Regions from separate parts of the Mus musculus genome. Here region 2 is linked to region 1. Evidence: chromatin loops called from intact Hi-C (ENCODE). Cell type or tissue: left cerebral cortex. All regions are shown on one strand.

The links. A loop is a pair of places that touch in the nucleus more often than their neighbours do. Peaks named below come from ENCODE experiments on the same cell type or tissue, not always from the same donor. Only the 100,000 strongest peaks of a DNase experiment are listed, where the experiment ranks them.
Region 2: it touches region 1 in a loop (2.3-fold over the local background); 12 of 42 quality-filtered maps call a loop at or near these places.

What each region holds. Positions count from the first base shown.
Region 1 is chr19:43,939,385-43,941,884 of GRCm38, forward strand. Dnmbp (dynamin binding protein) reads right to left here and starts at 814. Exons shown (of 16, transcript NM_028029.4): 1 at 733-814. In left cerebral cortex, a CTCF peak has its summit at 947 (motif pointing left); DNase peaks (open chromatin) are centred at 342 and 898; H3K4me3 peaks cover 1,313 bases; H3K27ac peaks cover 450 bases.
Region 2 is chr19:43,851,845-43,854,344 of GRCm38, forward strand. Dnmbp (dynamin binding protein) reads right to left here. Exons shown (of 16, transcript NM_028029.4): 13 at 2,289-2,468; 14 at 380-578. Among named protein-coding and RNA genes, the nearest start is that of Gm24400, 4.3 kb to the right of the region's middle. In left cerebral cortex, a CTCF peak has its summit at 1,197 (motif pointing right); DNase peaks (open chromatin) are centred at 258 and 1,206.

The DNA.
Region 1 (2,500 bases):
CTATGCTCCTACCAGAGAATCGGTGTCATCACTAGCTTGTCACCATTATTAATTAGGAAGTTCCACAAGGTGCTCCCAAGACTATAAAAGAAACACTGTCAGACAGGTTACAGAATTTGCCAGCCATAATCCCACATGCGACCTTGCTTTTCAAGTTGGTTTTTCAACACGACCCTGTGCCCTAAAAACACCCTTCGCAGCTCTTAATACACACCACATGCTGTCCTGTCCGGTCACCCCAACACCCCTTTATTCGAGTGACAACCATCCTCCTCTGACACAAGCATGCAATCGTCCTGGGTACCTAAAAACTCCAGTAAGCCAAAACTGCATCTCCAGCTAAATATAAATAGTCCCGGGTTATTTGGGAAACCATCGCTGCCTGGCTGTCACGAAATCCCGGCCTCTCATGCCCACCAGCTGCAGCAGTGACCAGGAGCAGGACTGGGGCTCAGTTCTTCAACTCAAAGCCAAGAGGCAGGGCGGCGCAGTGACAGCGCCCCGGCTGGACACCTCGCCCCCCGGTCCGCGCCCCGGGACGGTCCCTAGGGCTGCTGCCCCCCCCCCCCTGCACCCCCTCGGCCGTGAGTGAAGACAGCGAGGGCCTCGCGTCTCGCGGAGCGCAGCTCAGCGCGACCGAGAGCTGCGCCGCAAGCCCCGCGCGCCCCGCAGGCGACCGTCCCCGCTACCCCACCACCCCGCCACCCCACGGACGCCCGGCCCCGCACCGACCTGCTCTCTGCCGCTCGGCGTTCCCTCCGCGCACAGCCACTGGTGGCCCGGCCGGGCCGCGGTCACCTCCCCTCAGCGGCGGCGGGCGGGCGGGCCGATCCGGGTGACTCCGCGCCGCCCCGCCTCCCTTAGCGCCGCTTCCGTCCGGTGGCCCCCGGCTCCGTTTCCCGCGCTCGCGCCCCCTGGCGGCCGCCTAGCCCGTCGCTCCGCCACGTCAGGGCTCGGGCTCCCAGGGCCTTTCAGGGAAACTGAGGCACGGACTGCGTGGGGGCGTTTAGCGACACACCTCGCTCAGGCTAGGATCCAGATCCCCACGCACTCGCGCTACCGCCAACCTAGAGAACTCAAATTCTCCGCTGCGCGAATTCTCTTACTCCGAGGCGGAGGCTAGCCTTGAACCTTCCATCGTCCTTCACTCCTCCAAGTGCTGGATTACAGGGGAACACCATCAGGTTACTGCCCACTCCTCATCGATTTTTTTTTCTTTTCTCCCGAGCAAAGTCTCACAGGACAATTTTGAGAATTTAAAAGCAAGGAATCACAGAATACTAGAACCAAACGTCCCGGTTTCTGAAAAGTCCCGGAAGACTTCTGACTGTTAAAGATCGCAAGTGCGTGGAGGAGCTGGTGCAAGCGCGGGGACCGACCTAGCAGATTTGAGGAATGCAGGAATCATATATCACTATGCACACACAGCAGAGATAAGGCTTTATTTTAAAATCTCATCAGCTAGATTGTTTCTTGACTCTTCAAAAATCGTAGTAAACTAGACATAGCATAAAGTGTATCGTTTGAACCATTGTCAAGTGTGCGTGCAGTCCATCAGAGTAGGTAAATTCACATTGCTACGCATCCATCATCTTGTCCGGCACCGGGACCCCAACTTCCCAAACTGAAACTGCTCTTATCGTACAGGGACTCCACTCCCAGCGATTCCTAGTCTCTCGTGTCCTTAAGAATTCGTCTACTCTGAAGACCCTCATACATGCAATCTACAATACTTGGCCTTTTGGTGCCTGCCTTATTTTGGTTAGAATAATGCCCTAAGTTTCATCTGTGCTGTTCTATGTGTCGGAATTTCCTTCCTTTTTACTGCTAAATATACTGCGTTGTGTTTAGGCGTTTGTCCTTCACTGGGCATTCGGCGGAGTTTCCCCTTTGGCTACTGTGGCTAAGGCTAGGACCCAAATCGTACACGTATCTGCTGGACCCATTGCTTCCAGTTCTTTGGAGGCTGTACCTAGGGGTGAAACTGCTGCTCACATACATTATTCTCCTCCTTTGCTGTCTGAACACTGAAGGAAGGCATTTTTGTGGTAAAACATAAATATTCCAGATTTTTGTTTTTGAAAGAAATTGATCAAATGCTTCAGCGGCCTGTCAAACAGTAAGCTTTTCTCCCCCTTTCAAGTAAAATGACAATCTACTACCTAGATAATGGTATTATTATCTTTCTTTCTTACTTACTTTCTCTTTTGAGACAGAGTCTCCTCTCTCTTATGTGGCTTTGACTGTCCTAAACCTTGCTGTGTAGACCAGGCTGGTCTCAAACCCCCAGCGATCCATTTGCCTCTGCCTCCACCTCCAGGTGCTGGGGGAAAGGTGAGCACTGCCACACCCTGGCGCTAATGCTTGTTATTATTAACTAACCACAATTCTGTTTTCTGTGTGCATACTTTTCTATTGTGGTTTGGACCCAAGGAGTCCTTATGAAAGCCAGATGAACTGGAAGCAAAGATTTCATTTTGAAACTAAAACAACATTGGAA
Region 2 (2,500 bases), 88 kb before region 1:
AGGTTCTGAAAAAGCCCTGTTCTTCTCAGCTTGCTGCATTTTAGAATTCTGGGGAAATGGGTTACACTGAAGTCCAGAATCCTCCTTCAAAAAAAGAAAGCTACGAGCTGTTTGATTTTGAGTCACTCTCTGAACAGCCATGGACACTGCTGCAGGGGAAGCTGACAAAACCACAGGCTTTATATCACATACACTTTACAGTTTACACACAGAAGGCAAACACAGCGACATCTTCAGGATAAATAATTAAAGCAACTGTCTCTGAAAGTCATCAAAACAACAGTAATCTTTAGCAGGCAGCTTCCGGCTCAACCCGGGCTCCGCCCACTGTAGAAATCAGGTCAACTCTATAGTTACTTCCCCCTAGTCAAAGGCTCACCTCCGTTGTCCACGAGCCAGCGGTTCTGGCTGCCCATGGGGTCTTTCTTTTTGATCACGCCCACCAGGTCGCCTTCCAAAAGGGAGACATCCAAGTCCTGCGCAGCGTTGAAGTTCCGCTGGACGTGGAAGAGCTTTTCCGGCGGGTACCTCGCCAGCAGGGAGCTCCGCAGCTCTTCCGACTGCAGCATGTAGCTTGGCTGAAAAGGTAGAACAGGGCCAATGAGAAAACTCACGCTGGCACCCTGGCAGCTATGGTTAATCTCAGCCTGCCACGGCAGGAGGGAGGCACCAACCCTGAGCCACATTTTTATAATCGAGTCTGGCTGTGTTAGGTAAAAAGCACACTGCAATGTTTTAATGGCTCTGAGGCAAGCTAACACCCTTACTTTATGCAACAACAAGAACAACAAAACAAAAATAGGATTAAAATACAACCAAAGTTCTGAGGCTGGGGAGGTGCTGTAGCCCAGAGGCAGAGCATATTTTTTACATGTGTAAGGCCTTGGGTTCAATTGCTAGTACCAAAAAAAAAAAACCCAAAAAACCAAAAAACAAAAACCTAAAAACTTTTTTTTTTTTTTTTGGTTTTTCGAGACACGGTTTCTCTGTATAGCCCTGGCTGTCCTGGAACTCACTTTGTAGACCAGGCTGGCCTCAAACTCAGAAATCCGCCTGCCTCTGCCTCCCAAGTGCTGGGATTAAAAGCGTGTGCCACCACGCCTGACCCAAAAACATTTTAAAACAAGATTATTTATATATTATGTTATAGTGGTCTGCCTGCACGTATGCCTGCAGGCCAGAAGAGGGCACCAGATCCCATTACAGATGGTTGTGAGCCACCCTGTGGTTTCTGGGATTTGAACTCAGGACCTCTGGAAGAGCAGTCAGGGCTCTTAACCTCTGGAGAGCCATCTCTCCAGCCCCTAAAATAAAATTTAAAATGAAAACAAAAAATTCTAAATACCAAGCATATCACTAGGTCTTATATTATTGTTATATAGACCTAAATAATGAGAGTTAAATTAAAGGGAGGAGCTGGAGAGATGGTTCAGGGGTCAAGGATGCTCTCTGCTCTTGCAGAGGACCAGAGAACCCATTTTAGACACCTCACGACCATCAGTGTCTGGAGCCCCAGAGCATCCAACGCCCTCTTCTGGATTCCACAGGTACCTACACATATAATCTAAAATAAAAATCTTTAAAATGAAAAACTAAAGGCAATAGTAAATCCAATTCTCCCTTGTAAACAAATGCTCATGGGATTTTATGGAGCAAATGCCAATATAGGGAGGGTGACCCGTCCTTCTTGTCTAGAAGCCCACAGGATCTGATGTATCTTACTGCAAATTTTAAAATATGAAAGACCTGTGTTAAAAAAACAAAACAAACAAACAAACAAAAAAATCCCAAAAACCACAATGCTACTCCAGGCAAAGAAGTCATTAAAGGTTTGGCTGTGTTAGCCTAATACAAGATCAAAACCAGACCTGACTCATTTCCCTTAATTAACTTATCAGTGTACAAGTGCTTCACTAAGATCCAAGAAGGATTCAGGAGGCATCAAACTCCAAATCTCCAGGTGGTCCCAGCTGGGTACCAGCAACCGCCTCAGTGATGCCCGAGATGGAACAGGCCCGACCAATAGCCTCAGGTTCTCCCTTGGTTATGAAGTCAAGACTCCCACACACTGCTCATGTGCAGAAGCACAGCAGCTGTTCAATATTAAATATGTCTACCTGCATGGTGCTCACGTGCTGGGCAGCTCCACACCTTAACTCGGTTAAGCCTGGTAATGGCCCTGTGATGGAGGGCTGGCCAGTATCAACTCCTGTCCGGAGATGAGGTGATGCGCTTAGATGCCCGGTGTGCACAGGTCAGTCCTGGAGCCACACCAGGTGCCTACTCACCATGCCCAGAAGGGTCTTCCGGGATGACTGGCGGTCTGTGGTTTTCCTCTCAAAGGGCTTCCTGGGCGCTGGGAGGGACTCGGGGAAGAATGTGAAGACCTGGAGCTGCTGTAGCACCCGGCTGTGCTCCTCAAGGAAGATGGCGATCAAGTTGCCTTCTCGGTCGGTGGCTTTCAGTAACTGCAGCCCGTGGGAGTCAAGACAGGAAAGGA